2 separate regions of the Homo sapiens genome follow, and region 2 is linked to region 1. Evidence: read pairs that join two places in POLR2A ChIA-PET (ENCODE). Cell type or tissue: OCI-LY7. All regions are shown on one strand.

Evidence for each region. Peaks named below come from ENCODE experiments on the same cell type or tissue, not always from the same donor. Only the 100,000 strongest peaks of a DNase experiment are listed, where the experiment ranks them.
Region 2: POLR2A ChIA-PET joins it to region 1 with 11 read pairs; 2 of 35 experiments call an interaction of 5 or more read pairs at or near these places.

The regions. Positions count from the first base shown.
Region 1 is chr6:15,655,220-15,663,219 of GRCh38, reverse strand. DTNBP1 (dystrobrevin binding protein 1) reads left to right here and starts at 192. Exons shown (of 10, transcript NM_032122.5): 1 at 192-406. The coding sequence starts at 351. RefSeq lists a silencer at 196-705 and an enhancer at 936-985. In OCI-LY7, no CTCF peak of the experiment used is centred here; DNase peaks (open chromatin) are centred at 269, 769 and 4,669; H3K4me3 peaks cover 2,985 bases; H3K27ac peaks cover 3,048 bases.
Region 2 is chr6:16,368,933-16,376,932 of GRCh38, reverse strand. The region is part of intron 6 of ATXN1 (ataxin 1); the gene reads left to right. Among named protein-coding and RNA genes, the nearest start is that of GMPR, 130 kb to the right of the region's middle. In OCI-LY7, no CTCF peak of the experiment used is centred here; no DNase peak of the experiment used is centred here.

The DNA.
Region 1 (8,000 bases):
ACGATGCCGCTTCCATTTTAAAGAAAAAAAAAAAAAAACGAGAAGGCCTGGTGCGGGATAGGAATGAGCCGAGGAGCTACTGGCCCTCTCGGTCGGGGGAAGACCCGCCCCTTTTCCGCAGCCCGAGCCCGGCGCAGTCCACTGCGGCTGCGCGAGCCTGGCGCGCGCGGGGCGGGAACGCGGAAGGGGCTGGGGTTGCGGCGCGGCGGCGAGGACCAGACCGGGGGCGGGGCCGGTAGTGGGAGTGCGGGGCGCGCGGTGACAGCGCGGGGTTGGCGGCGTGGGACCCAGGGGGCGACAGAGGCAGCAGCAGCCCGAGGCCTGAGGAGAGGAGACCGGCGGCGGCGGCAATGCTGGAGACCCTTCGCGAGCGGCTGCTGAGCGTGCAGCAGGATTTCACCTCCGGGTGGGTATACGGTGGGCGACGAAAAGGGACCTGAGGGGGCCGGGCCGCCGCCTGGGATGCCCCTGCCTCGCTCCCTTCCCCGCGCCACGGTCCAGGGTCCGTCCTGTCCCGCACCTCCCCGCCCCGCCCCGCCGAGGAAAGTAACGAACTTCCCGGCGTCCTCGCGTCGGGCGGCGCAAAGTAACTTAGGTCCCTGCGGGCCGCCTGTGACGCGCACCCCCCAGGACCGGGAGGCGCTCGGCGGCGCAGCGGAGCGCCCGGGGGGGGTGTGGGACCCTGCGGTCCTTTCCCGGCAGCATCAGCTGGGCCCTGGAGGGAAGTCATGTGAGAAGCCAGCGCGCCTCACCGCTTCCGCCCCCGCGGCACAGTGGCCTGCGCCCCTCGGCCCAGCAGACACCTGCTCGTGCGCACCTGGAGCTGGGCCAGCCACCCTCCCCGAGTCGGATCGCACCGCGCAGCAGCCTGCACCCTCCGGCCACAGCCTTCCGCGCCGCGTCTCGGCTTTCACGCCCGGCTCGCCGGCCTAACCCTTGGCAAGGCTGGCCGCCCCTCCCCGTTGCGTCCTTTCTCTACCTTTGCCGTGAGCTCAGCGCCTCGGCGAAGGAACTCCTAAGCAGGAGAAGCGACAGAACTTTAGGAATGCTTTTAATACCCAGCGGTTCCCAAACTTTGCTTAGAATCACCTGGGAACCTTTCAGAGTTCTGATGCCCAGGTCTCACCCCCTACCTGTTGACCAGAGTGCCTGGAGACGGCGTTTTAAAGATCCCCAGGGGATTCCAGTGGGCACCAACGCCTGGGAACCACAGGCCGAGACTCTGGCGCCAGATTGCCTAGGCATCCTGGCTCGACCACTAAATCAAACGTAGTTACTCAGCTGCCTTGCCTCAATGTACTGTTTCCGCTACCGTAAAATGGGGATAATGATGGTACTTAAAAGGTTATTACAAGGATTAATGAATTAATGTGTAAAACACGAAGCAAGCATCATGTCAGTATTGTTACTTAGTGCTTAATTTTAATTTTTTCATTCCTTTAAAGTGAAAAAGATCTGTCTTTGAAAAGGATCTTTCAACTTTAGCTTACAAATCCTGTTGGAGGATGCACTGAATGTGAGAACATTTCCACTCATACTGTTTTAAATTTCTCCCCCCCACCCCCCTTTTTTTTGAGATGGAGTCTTGCTCTGTCACCCAGACTGGAGTGCAGTGGCGTGATCTCGGCTCACTGCAACCGCCGCCTCCCGGATTCAAGCGATTCTCCTGGCTCCACCTCCTGAGTAGCTGGGACTAGAGGCGCCCGGCTTATTTTTGTATTTTTTAGTAGAGACGGGTTTCACCATATTGGCCAGGCTGGTCTCGAACTCCTGACCTTGTGATCCTCCCGCCTTGGCCTCCCAAAGTGCTGGGATTACAGGCGTGTGCCACCGTTCCCGGCCCACCCTCCCCCCCTTTTTTTTAAAGTGACAAGTTCTCGCTCTGTTGCCCAGGCTGGAGCGCAGTGGCGCTATTATAGCTCGCTGCAGCCTCCAACTCCTGGGTACAAGAGATCCTCCCTCCTAGGCTTCCTGAAGTGGTGGGATTATGGGTATTAGTCACTGCGCCCAGCCTCGTTTTAAATTTCTAATGAGAAAGATGTTAGCCAAAATTTTATCTTAATGGACAAAAATGTTAATACTATTTGCACATTGGGCGTTGAATAACAAACTGTCAAACGCTTGAGCACTTACCATGCGTCAATCATTTTTGTTAGTTTGGTGTTTAGAAAGTTATGGACGCTCGGAGTCATTCACTGATGGGTGTGCTTGCGTGCTTGCATTTTGTTCTCCCTATTTAGTAAAAGTACCTTCTTTTCAGAGCGTAAATTATTGTATTGAAAACTTTTTGGTGTGATGCTGAAATGGCCCATTTGTAGCATGAGAGTGGCCATTATTCTCCTGTTAGTACTTCATGGAATTCCTTGATGGCACAAGAGCCCATCTTGTAGTTACTATAACTCTAGGTCACATGGTTGCCTCAGAAGCATTCATGCTCCTGACCTTTGTAAGAAGGCATTTTACCCCGGAATGTAGATTCTGGAGTGGGCTCTGGACTGCTGGGGCACAAACCATCCTGGGAGATCAGGGTAACCCTAAACGTTTAGAGTTAGTTAAGGAGAGACATGCCAAAGGGATCTAGTTAGAACCCCTTGGAAACTGACTTGACTTCTTAAAGATGCCGTAGTCTGGGGCCATTTTGGAGCTAGACATCCTGAGAGGGCTTCATTAGGTCTTTTGTTGGCTTTCTCCTGTACAGGTCACTTTCAGCTGACAAACCACTGGACTGTCAGTGTGTGCCATTAGCCTGTCACCTGGTGGAGAAACAACTCATCTCCAAGTGATGTCAGTCTCCCAGTAGACCCGGACCTCTAGTGCCTGATGTTCACTTTCTTCAGGTCCTCAATTTCCTACATTTAAGCTGTTCGGTTAAACTTTTCCATATTCAGCTTGAGATCAACCTCCTTTACATAACTGATTATTTTTGCCTTGAGGAGAAAAGATGACGCTAAACACAGCACACATGTGTTTATTATATGTTGGTAATGTGGAATTCAAAGATGAAAGAGACGTGAGCTGCATCACTAAAAAAGAAACATATTACATAAATGCAATGCTGATATCATAGATAATAAAATTAACACTAATTTTTTGATATTATCAATTATGCAGTCCATAATCAGATTTGTTTTGTGCTTAGAAATGACTTTTTACAGTTGGTTTGTTCAAATCCAGATCAGATAAGTTTCACACATTAAATCTGTTTAAAAACCAATTTTTAAAACAGACGACTGTTAAAGGGCCACATGGGGAAGCTTTATGGAATCTTCCAACAATTTTGTTGTCCCAGCTACTTGGGAGGCTGAGGCAGGAGGATCCCTTGAGCCCAGGAGTTCAAGACTGGGCAACACAAAGAAACCCCATCTTTTGGCTGGGTGCGGTGGCTCACACCTGTAATCCCAGCACTTTGGGAGCCCGAAGCAGGCGGATCATGAGGTCAGGAGTTCAAGACCAGCTTGGCCAACGTGGTGAAACCCCGTCTCCACTAAAAAATACAAAAATTAGCTGGCCATGGTGGCGTGCGTCTGTAATTCCAGCTACTTGGAAGGCTGAGGCAGAAGAATCTCTTGAATCCAGGAGGTGGAGGTTGCAGTGAGCCGAGATCACACCACTGCACTCCAGACTGGGTGACAGAGGGAGACTCCGTCTCAAAAAAAAAAAAAAAGAAAGAAACCCCATCTCTTAAAAAAGAAAGAAAAAATGAAAAAACATGGCCCTGGCCACCCAGAGCTATCACATTGGACCTGGCGTTTCTGTAGAACACTTGGTGGCAGAGCAATTGTGTGGAAGCCAGAGCAGCTGCCTTCTAAAATAATTGGAAACACCGGGTGTGCAGGCTGCCCCAGGGATGGAATGGAAGGCCTCAGGCATTTCTGGGCTCCTTCAGTGCAGCCAGTGCAGCTCCCGCTGTCGCCCAGAGCAGCATCCTCTCTTCGGAGCTTCTGTGATCATTTTCACTTTCTGAAAACTCATATGAAGGCCCTAACTCTAGATAAATTTACTTTTTTTCATTTTTAGTAAAATAGAACGATTCCTTATCAGTCTCAGAATGTCACTTTGGTGATGAAACCATGTCCAATAAGAATAAATTTCTACATTCCATTCAAACTTTGAAAAAGTGCAGCTTAAGACCATTGTTCTTTAAGGGCAGTGTAGAGATTACTGGTGGTTTGGGGGGAGCTCTAGGTTGTCCATGGACTTATGGCCTTTTTTGTAAATTTTTATGCGTAGTAACAATTATGTCAACCTTGAGAAAAACTAGTGATTACATCACATTCTTCCTGCCTTAATTGGGTGGTGGGCCAGCCTTAGGCCACAGACTGAAGAGGATTGGTTCTGAGCTTCACTCAAAGATCTTTTCCCCTCACCTAAAGTGAGTTGTAATTTGATTTAACTGAGTCAGAATTCTTGGAGCCTTTTGGAGAGTTCACATAAAATATCCATTTTTACAGAGATTGGCTTGAGCTCTGGGGAAGACTTTTGGACATACCAAAGTACATACTTCGAAGCCACTCTGGTCTTTGACTTTTACCTTTTGAGCTGTTACGACCAAAGGCCTCAGGATTGAGGTATTTAGGCATGCAAACCCTTCAGGGAACTGAAAATCAGATTTACTGACGGGTTTACAGCTGCCTGTCACAGGCTGGTGTTTCCTATTTGTGATGCACTGGGTTCCTGTGGTTGGGGATAAAAAAACCTGCTATTGTTGCAGCTAGAGGGTGTTTCCCCCTCAAAGCCCTCACTGCCCCTGCCGCCCACCTGCACCCCTGCCCAGTGTCCTCATTCTGTCTTCTTCCGTCCTTGTAGTATCTACCAAAACCTACACAAAGGGGGTTGGAGCCAGTCATCTAAATTACAATGTGGTCAAATGGTGAAGTGTTGCTTGAAATGTTGACTTTTCCGGGATTAATCATCATCTTAAAGAGAAAATAATCTCAGTATTCAACTTGATTTCATAAATATCTACAGAGTTCCTATTAAGTGCCAGTGCCAGACATTAGACTAGGCACTCAAAGTGTCCTTTTTCATAGAAGCTTAAAAAAGATTTGAGAGCCCATATGCTCAGGTTTGCCTAGTCTTTCCTAAACAATGTCTATATATTGGGCCAGATCCTGCAGGTACAAAGGTGTCTAAAACAGTCTCTGTCCACCAGATGCCCTAGACTGGTGCTGATATAAAGCAAAGCAGAATGAACAGAATGTTAAAGATACAAATAGTGTGGTATGTGAGTCCGAAGAAAGAGTCATTAGTTAGGATGCATTTACAGAAGGCTTCAAAGAGGAAGGGGTTTCTAAAACTAGGCCTTGAATAATGAGGAGAAATTGCGATAGATTTGGATAAGCACATTTCAGAGATGGAAGCAGTCCTGGGAGATGAAGCTGGAAAGGAAGTTTAGTGCCTAATAATAGAATATCTTCAATGCTTTGCTTAATTAATTTGTCAAATATTTATTGAGTGCTTACTATGTGGCAGGCACTATTTTAGGTACTGGGGATATAGCAGAGAACAAACCAGATAGCAAGTAAGATCCTTACTCTCGTTCTAGTAGCAGACTGTCTAGAATATCTAGACGGCCATAAGTTCTGTGGCTAAAAATCAGGCTAAGGAGAAGATGGCCTACCTGTATTTCTGGAAAAATATTTCTGTGTTTCTGGAAGAATAACTTGAGAGGCTGTGTGATAGGAAGATAGGGGATGGGGTAGAGGGAGATTATTTAGGAGGCTGTAATGAAGGTCCAGATGAGAGAAGATAAGGCAGTGCTGATAGAAGTTTAAAGGAGGGAATAGATGTGTTAGGCACTGGTCAGATTAGACAGCAGTGGGAGATGAAAAAGGTGCAGAAATTGAGAATGTGAATTTGGAAGTATCTTAGATAAATGGTGTCATATACCAGCATTAAAGAATTTAACAATAGGTTTGAGAGAGAAGGAACAGTTAACAGTGAATTTGTGATGAGCTAGCTGCTTGACAGCTGAGAAGCAATTGGAAATTTCTCTTGCGCTCAGGTGAGAAGTGAGAACTTGAAGCCATGTATTTGGGACTTAGGATAAAGGCATTAGGATGTAGATAGTCTAAATTCATCTTTCTTTCCTGAGTCTGTGCAGCTTTTGTGTGAATTTCTTAGGCTTTGTACCTTAGGCCATTTGCACTTTTAAGTGTGATTGAGGCTTTGGCTTTTCCCTGATCTCGCTTAAGAGAGAAAAAAAATGATGAACACTGATGTGAAAATGTAATAGATTGGATGTGCCTTATGACAAAATATGCTAATTCATACATTTCTGTGGTGCTTTAAAGCAATCGTCCTCACCTTTCCTAATAGCCAATGATGTAGACAGTTGGAAATTGAGTTACAAGTAAATGAAACGTCATGCAGGTTCCGCACGCTGTTGAATCACCGGCAGATCTCAGCAGTCATTGTAGTACTCAATGCATCATTCTGTTTATCTACATCTTTTTCTTTTCTTTTTTTCTCTGAGACAGGGTCTCACTCTGTCACCCAGGCTGCAGTGCTGTGGTATGCTCATGGCTCACTGCAGCCTCAACCTCCTGGGTTCAAGCAATCCACCCACCTCAGCCTTCCAAGTAGCTGGGACTACAGGCATACACCACCACGCCTGGCTAATTTGTGTATATTTGGAAGACAGGGTTTCGCCATGTTGCCCAGGCTTATTTACATCCTTTTACACTTTTTGTCTAAGCAGTTTTGTGAGTCACCCCCCTTTTTCAGTAAGAAGCCCCCATTTTAGTATTTTCTACAAAGCTCAAAGACATAAATATGCTGGTGTCAAATTAAGGTGAAGTCGTTGGAGCTATCTAAAAATAAAATTATTGAACTTTATGACGAATTTGAGGTTTAGTGCTTTGAACTTGAAAGTTGTCATTAGTAGAAAATAGTTGTCAGATGGCTCACTTAGTCTATATATTAATATGCTCACACAGCACTTATGTGTTCATGGGGTGTATGGTACTTGGGAGAAGACCAAGAATAGGGCTGGGCAAGCCTTTTGTAGGCACATTGGGAACCTCTGCTTTATTTCACCTTAGCCCAGTAATGTAGTACATTGGTTTCTCGGCTTTCTTGATGGGGATCACCTTTATTATAACTTTCATTTGAAATTAGCTCTGTAGTTTCCAGAATGCCATTAAGGTCATATTTGGAATTTTATTCAATTCTCATGGCAAATCTTTATGGTTGAGTATAATACTACCATTTTACATTTGAGGAAACTGGAATATTCCCCCTAGGTCAGTATTTCCTTCACAGCATGTCATGATATTGTAGGACATTAAACAGACGTTATAAGTGGGTTGTTTCCAGGACAGAATAAGTTCTCCAGAGAAACTGGAGTTATCCTAAAATAAAAATAGTGGGCTAATTTCAGGTGAATTCTGGGTTTTGAGGATGTTATTTTAGAAAATACCTTTTTGGCTTTTTGTTACTTTCTTAAGTATATCTGATCTTTTATATTTTTCATCTTAAGAATAATAGTTGGAAACAATCAAGAAAGTTTAGCAGGCAAAAAGATGACTATTTTCAACTTTCCTATGGCTACTTTGTTTTTTTACTTTTTTTTTTTTTTAACTTCGTTTTACTTTCCTATAGCTACTTTGTTTTTTACTTTGTTTTTATTTTTTAGCAGGGAAAAAGATGACTATTTCCAACTTTCCTATAGCTACTTTGTTTTCTCCAACAGTTTCTTTTCTGCATTTTGGCACATTGGCCATTTATTTGGAGAAGAAGTGGTGAGAAAAGATGAATACCTAAAAGATTGTTTTTGTTATTAAAAATGTTTTTTGGCTGGATATGGTGGTTCATGCTTCTAATCCCAGCACTTGGGGAGGCTGAGGTGGGAGGATAGCTTGAGCCCATGAGTTCAAGACCAGCCTGGGCAACATAGGGAGACCCCTGTCTCTACAAAGGGTTTTTAAAAACTAGCTGGGTGTGCTGGTGTGAGCCTGTAGTCCCAGCTACTTGAGAGGCTAAGGTGGGAGGATCGCTTA
Region 2 (8,000 bases), 710 kb before region 1:
ACTCCTTACCTTTCAAGAATGTCTGCAGCTCTCTGCATACAATAACTTCCTTGAGTATATATAACTACAGTATGACAAGGCTTTTAAATTGAACAATTCTAAAGACTGTTTTTTTGAGTCCAAAAAGTAGAATTTGGTATCAACATTAGGTTTAAAAGAAGTGATTTCAGAGTTTGTCAACTATTCAAGTGTCAGAAAAAAATAATGTAAATGATGTGCTTAAGACATTTATTTTTGTATTCTCGATTCTCCTGAAATAAAGGGAAATTGTCTTGAAAAGCTGTAGATTTTAAATGAAAAGGAAAGCGGGAAGGTGACATAATTTGCCTCTGCCTTTGCAGAAATTCAAGTGTATATGGCCTCTCTCCAATCCACCATTTTCCCACCTCCACAGGCCCCATGTCAGCTGTTTCCTTCATATCATTGCAATGCTTTGAGGGTGATTGTTGGTTTAAGCTACAGTCCCTTCAAATTTGTGAAAGACTAAACAGATTGATAACAACTCCACCTAGATTAAATGAAATTCTGTGGGTAGACAGGCTAGTCAAAATACAATCCCCACACACCCCAAGTGAGCATTGCTTCTCCTTTCAGATATGCTGTGGGTACAAAGAAAGGATTTAGTCCAAAGTGCCTTGGGGTTTTGTTCAGTCCAGAGTGTAATTTTTTTCTCTCTTTTGCCTATAGCCATTTCTGTAACATTACTGAAAGGGCTTTTTTCCTAATGAAGCATGAAAATTGATCGTATCTTGCCAGGAGAGTTCTTCCTAAGTCTTAAGATATTAAAGATTTCATGAGAACCGCATGAAGAATATCTTCTTGAATCATTTACATTTTTCCCTTTTGTAGGCTTATGTAACCATGCAGAAAATCTAATAATAAGTGTGCTATTAGTGTACCATGTGCCATCCCGCAGGCAGCTGTGCCATGGGGCACCAGTGCCCAGGGCTTGTGGATAGCATTAACCTGTACAACTTTCTAAAGTAAAGCCCAGTGGGAAATCTGTAGGTAATTGAACAGATAGTCCATTTTTATCAGACTTCCCCCTGCCCCTTCCCTGTTCTGTCTTTTCTCTTTTCTTGTGCCAGAAGGAAACACCTTGGCCATAGGCCTTTCATTCACAATGGAGTATATTTTCCAAAGCAAATAGCTTGGACTATTTCAATTCCCAGAGCAATCTAGGTGGGCACACAGAGCTAAATTTGGGTTTGAAAGAACTCTTAAATTAGTATCATAGGAAGGCAATGAGCAGGAAAAAAAAAAATAAAGATACAAGCATTGTGGTCTGATGGAAATTATCCAGCACTCACTTACAAATGACAAGTGGGTACCACCCAGCCTTTCTCATGTTCCAAAATTTAATAAAGGGTTCCATCTAGGTCCCCCAGAAACTACTGTGATTATCAGGGTGAGAGAAGGGGGAATGATGAATTTTTGTAATGCCCCAATCTTTGTAACCAGGCATAGAAGGACATTCGCTGGGCTCAGGATGGGTGTTAGCATGTAGTGGATAAAGGAATTGCAGAGTTGTTGACAGCTGTTTCCTCAGAGACACTTGTCCTGATGATATTTGCTTTGGATTCTAAGTAACAGAGCTGTAGTTCTTAAAGTTTAAATTGAAAAAAAGGAGTTTTCTGTCAAGTGGCTTAGTCATGGAAATCAGTGAAGTTAAGCTTGGGCAATAATATATCCTTTTCAAATCCAGGTGCCTTCCTGATCATGCCAGAGCTTTTGTGACTCCTTTCTCCTTGGTGTTCTTCTTTTGATGCGGCGATAGGGTCTGAACACGTCCAGGCTGTCTTTGCTGGGAGAGGGCAGAATGCCTCGGCTTTCTTCAGCCTTGCCTTTCTTCATTGTCTTCACCCTGCAGCACTTCTGCAAAGCTGCTGGGGTAGGTGGGTGAGTGGGCGTCTTTTCTTTGCTAGCCCAAGCTGAGTTCTGAAGGGAAGTTAGCAGGGCTCAGCTGCTGCCGCAAAGTCAGTCAGACCAATTCTCATTTGCATGCCTACAGAATTAGACATATTCAGGGGCTCGGGTTAATGCCATACCCTCCTCTTGTCCTTGGAAAACTGTAAGAATGCGTGCAGGTAACTCTGCAGCAATTCTGTGTTGCTCAGATGTATTTCTCTTCTTTCAGAATTCCTCCTTCTATAGCATTCCCCTAATATTTATGTGCTGGGGCTTTCTTCTTTCATCCCAGGCCCCAGCTTCGCTCTATATCAGACAGAGGTGGGAGCTGCTGATCAAGGGGGCACACTTGCCATCCAAACCTCACGATGCTCACAGGTGTCCTTTCAACCCTGCTAACCCAGATGATACATCACCATTTATACCTTTGGAGGCATTTTCTCTTTAATTGATGCTCACTTAGACCTAAGATTGTTCATTAAAGTCCAGAGGTGCTCATTAAAATGAACATTGGATAGTGTGGTAGATGCAGGTTATCATTATGAATCCAAGAAAGGGCTCTGTGGAACTTGTTATATACGGCATTTATAGGTTGTTAAATTAAAGGATTAGTGTTGTGCTAAACCATTTTCAGGTTAATCAGTTGTGGGAAACCAGATCTAATGTTAAAGCAGGCTTAAACTATGGTTTTTATAGTAGGGAAGTTTTTAAGCTACTGTTATTTCTAATAAACCCTCTAGCTTGCTAATCGAGCATACTTTTCAATTTTTGCACTTAACTGAATATGGTCTTGTTCCCTAATTTTTTTATGTGTGGGCTTTATTTCTTCAAGCTGGATTGTAAGTTCCTTTTTAGCAGGGTCTATGTCTTTTTTTTTTTTTTTTTTGCTCATATCCTAAAAGCTTCTGGTATAATTCGAGGTATATAGCAGATGCTAAGGATTTTATTGAGTGATTACTACATTTTTAGAGTGTCATTACAATGTATTATCACCTGGTTTATGCCGTGGTGCTTTATGTAACATGTGCCTATTTACAGAACATTGATATAACATGTTGGTCTGCAACCAGGTTGTTATCAGCAATAGGAAAAGCATTACAGAGTTCATATGGAAGTAGAGGAGAAACAGGTCTAATTTGGGTGTGATGCCCTGTATTAGTCTGTTTTCATGCTGCTAATAAAGACATACCCAAGCCTAGGTAATTTATAAAGAAAAAGAGGTTTAATGGACTCACAGTTCCACGTGGCTGGGGAGGCTTCACAATCATGGTGGAAGGCAAAAGGCATGTCTTACATGGCAGCAGGCAAGAGAAAATGAGAGGCAATCAAAAGGGGAAACCTCTTATAAAACAATCAGATCTCGTGAGACTTATTCACTACCACGAGAACAGTATGGGGGAAACTGCCCCCATTATTCAGTTGTCTCCCAGCAGGTCCCTCCTACAATATGTGGGAATTGTGGGAGCTACGATTCAGGATGACACTTGGGTGGGGACACAGCCAAACTATATCATGCCCTAACCTGATCAGATATGGCTTCCAGACTGGCCCCTGGAGTGGCCTGAATACCTTCACCAAGACACGTGTGTGGGACAGATCAAAAGTTTCCATCTGCCATTTGTCTTTCACTTGGTAACTGCTAATGATTGCTTGTTAACCATACACATTAATATGCCCGTGAAGCAGATAGAAAATAAAATAAGTAAAAAATTGTATAAGTGGAAAAACTAAGACCCAAACAAGAAATTATGGATCATTTCTAAATGGTGGCCAGGACGTTTATACGGAGAAACCATACCATTGAACCATAATCAATGTAAGAATACAACTGATGGTTTCAGACTTTCAGGAATAGAATGAGTCTCAGGCAGACATGTTCTCAGGCAACATGGCCTGGGACATCCCCAGAAACCTCCTCCATGGAGTTAACAGGACACCTACATGGCCCTATGTGTCCCTCCACTTGGGCCTCTTGTTCAACCTCGTATCACATGTCCCCTTCCTACCACATAAACTTCTGTCTCTACATTCTCTACTCTACCACAGGTTCATTTATTTGTTTGTTTGTTTGTTTGTTTGTTTGTTTGTTTATTTATTTATTTATTTATTTTGATACAGTGTCTCACTTTGCTGTCCAGCTGGAGTGCAGTGTGCAATCACAGCTCCCTATAGCCTCTGTCTCCCAGGCTCAAGTGATCCTCCTGCCTCAGCCTCCCTAGTAGCAAGGACTATAGACATGTGCCACCACGCCCAGCTAATTTTTACCTTTTTTTTGTAGAGATGAGTTCTCACTGGGTTGCCCAGGCTGGTCTCAAACTCCTGGGCTCAAGTGATCCTTCTGCCTCAGACTCCCAAAGAGCTTGGATTACAGACATGAGCCACTGTGCCCAGCCCACAGTCATGTTTTAAAGTGTCTGAGCTATAAATACTACTATAAAGGTGTCAACTGGTTGTATATGTGGGCCCTTGGCATTTCAGAAATGACAGTTATTGCCAACCATTACCAAATGGAATCCATTTTATCCAAATGGGCATGGTTGGGGCTGAGCATGGGATGGAGTAATGCAGTCTTATTGCATTTCAGTGTTAGAGGGCTTTCACTCGGTTTGCAGTTTCTCCACAGCTCACCCACCAATTCTACCTGTGTACTTCTTTTCTGTTCCCTCTCAACTTCTTTTCCATTCTCTCCTTCCTCTTGTTTCTGTCCATATCTCTGGCTTCTTTTAATTTCCCTTTTCCCTTCTTTCTTATTGGTCTGGCCCTGGGTCTGGTGAGACCAAGGGCACAGAAGGATACTGGCTCCATGCCAACCTTTCCTCCAAGGCACAATCTCCTTCTTGGCATTTACTGAGATGTTCAACTTCCTGTGTTTCTAATATTCCTTCCTGTTTTATAAAAGAAAAATAGATTGGATTTGCAAAGTGCCTTAATTTGTTGATTTTCTAAAAAGCAATTTTAAAAATGTGTATCAACAATATCACATACATGTAACTGATTTATTGACTCTGGCTTGCCCTGGGTTTAATCACACATAAAGAAATTTTACAATAACACATGATCCAGTAGAGAAAGAAGTCAAAGAAATATGTAAAGTCCTGTGACCTCTGTAGACATTTGGGATTAAACCAAATTAAAACACCTGTATGGGCTGGGCATGGTGGCTCATGCCTGTAATTCCAGCACTTTGGGAGGCTAAGGCAGGAGGATCACTTGAGCCCAGGATTTTGAGACCAGCCTAGGTACCATAGCAAGACCCAATCTCTACTGAAAAAAATAAAAATAAAAATAAAAATAAAAATAAAAATAAATAACCAGGCATAGTGGCATGCCTGTAGTCCCAGCTACTCAGGAAGCTGAGATGGGAGGATCACTTGAGCCAGCAGTTTGAGACTGCAGTGAGCTATGATTGCACCACTGCACTCTAGATGCAACAGAGCAAGACCCTGTCTCGGCTCAAAAAAAAGAAAACACTTGTATCAATTCAGGTCAAATATTGGTTTCTTTTTTTTAAGAGCAGATTAACATCTTGCATATCTTTTGCTATCACATTTCTTCTTATCTGACCAGCTGAAATGGAACTAGTGTTAAATACAAATAATAAAACCTGTAAAGATCCTAAGTTTTTGCATGGTACAATAAATCCTCACTCATTCACATGCTTGGAGAAAGTCCAGTCTGATTCAATTAATGAAAAGCAAAAAAAAAAAAAAATTGTAACTACATAATTTTTATCTCATGTATTAGCTCCTATTTAGTTCACATAAGTGTTCAAATAGGTACTCATTTTTAATTAACAAAATATTTGTGTGTAGTGAGTATTTTTAAACCAATTAAAACAGTTCCTTCTTGTAAGTAAATTAAGTGCTATTCTTAGACGATGGTATGCATCATTCATTTGCTTTGCAAACCATTCTTTCACACCATTCTAGTTGGTGTGAAAGCAAATTGAGCCCATCTCTACTGGAATTTATTGCATTCTCTTAATTTCTGACACTCTATGCTCCCAATAGTAGGGACTCCATCTTAGCCACCACGACATCCCAGGCATGGCTCCTAGAATAATTTCAGCTCTTTAAGACTCAATTAATATTTGCTCACTGATTAATATTTAGCTCCATTAATTTATGTGTCCAAATTCCTTACCATTTGCCAAGTGCTTTTGGATTTTACAGTTAGTTACAAACTGTAGTTTAAGGTTTTTCTGGCTTTACTTCATTCTTCCTTTAACTAGCTTTAAAAAACTAGTTTATAATTCTAGTTACAATACAATGTTAAGTGAAAGAACTGATTCAAAATTATATATTCAGAATTATTCTAACTTTGTAAACATGCATAGATATATGTGAGCTTTAAAAAAGAAAATTATATATATATGCCAAAATACAATCAAAATGTAAATAGTGGATATATCATGTTGGAGATATTAGGAGCAGTTTTATATTTTTTAAGTTTTCTGTGTTTCCACATATGATCACACTTTATTTTTATATCAGAAAAAAGCTATCTTAGTTGTGCATTGTACATTAGAAATATTAGTTTTGAAGATAACCTAAACACAAGTTTTTATTTCTTCTGTCACAGTTGCCTCTTTTCTTAAAATCGTGTTTGCCAGTTTCTTTCACGACACTGCAAACAATTTTAGTAGCTTCAGTTCTTTGATAAATCTGTAGCTTTTAGATCTTTGATTACTATTAGCAAAGAAAAGATAGACCCAAATGAAAAACAGTTGCATTTTTGAAATATGTCCGGCGGGGGTTGATGTGGAAAGAACAATTCCTCTCAACTCCAGGGTCAAAGCAGCAGCCCTGCCAGGCTCTGTCGGGGTCGCCTGGAGAACATCACTTAACTTTCTACATCAGTTCCTGCTTCTGGACATTATAACATTCATGATATCCACCTCATGCAGGATTCCTGGGAGGAGCAGATCAGATCATAATGTGTGTGAAGGGGCTTTGAACGACAGTCACCACATTATTACCACCATAAGCATTATTTCCATTTCAAAAATGGTAGAGGAGGGAAGATGCAGATGTTCTCTTTATGTTGGCTCGGCACCAGGCACGTCCAGGTTGTGCTGCTTTACCCTCCAGCATGAAGAGTTAGAAGGTAAATATCGATATTGCTTTTCATAACTAATAGCTTCATAGTTCATGTCAGGTGATTTCTTGGCTTCCGTTAGCATTTCAGAGACCATTATACACAGCAGCCATCCTCTGCAGAGCTGGAGAAAACTCATTTTTCAAGGCAAATAGTCCCAAGTCAGGGTTCAGTCCTGGTGGAATGAAATAAAGAAGGAGAGTTTATCTTTAAGGTAAGCTAGCATTTAAGTAGATGTTGGATATTATCAGAGATGCTTATGAGGGGCAGAGAGCATTGAAGACTTATACCCTTTGCACATCTTTAAATGCCTGTAAGTGCTTACCAGGAGCCAAGAGCGAACGGGTGGCTGCGTGCAAATGCTAGAGGTTAACCCCTGTCCATGGGCATTTACCGCATGAGTAAAAATTTATTGCAGAGTTCAGGACTGTGATTCTGCTGCTCATTTCTGTAGCGTATTTCTTTATCTGAAAGGATGCCCATTGTCCTTTCTAGCTTTTTGGGCCATAACCGTGAGGGAAGGCCCAAAGGAAGAACCTCTGTTGGAGATCAGGTTTATTCATCCATGTGGGTGGAGGTACGAAGGAGGGAAGAACCTCTGTTGGATATCGGGTTTCTTTGTCTGTGTGGGTTGGAGACTAGTAGAATAGGGGAAACCACATACTGCCCATTCCTCCAGGATCATTTTCCATTTGGATATTTAGAAAGCAACAAGAGAGGAGTTTTAGAAGACAAGGTAGATGATTTCAAGTTACTTTAACATAGAGGAAGAAAGTTTCCTTCTATTTTTAATGGCTAGTGCATGATTTGTGGGAGTGAAGATTGGGAGGGGGCACGGACGAACACCAGGAAGAGGCGGTTAATTTATTGGTCCCCATTAATTGAATTTAATAAGTGAGTTTTGTCAGTTTAGCAATATCCATTAGTTTCAGAGAGTGTTTCAGTATTATTCTGTAAAAGCATCCAGGGATATATTTTACAGCTACAGCATAGAT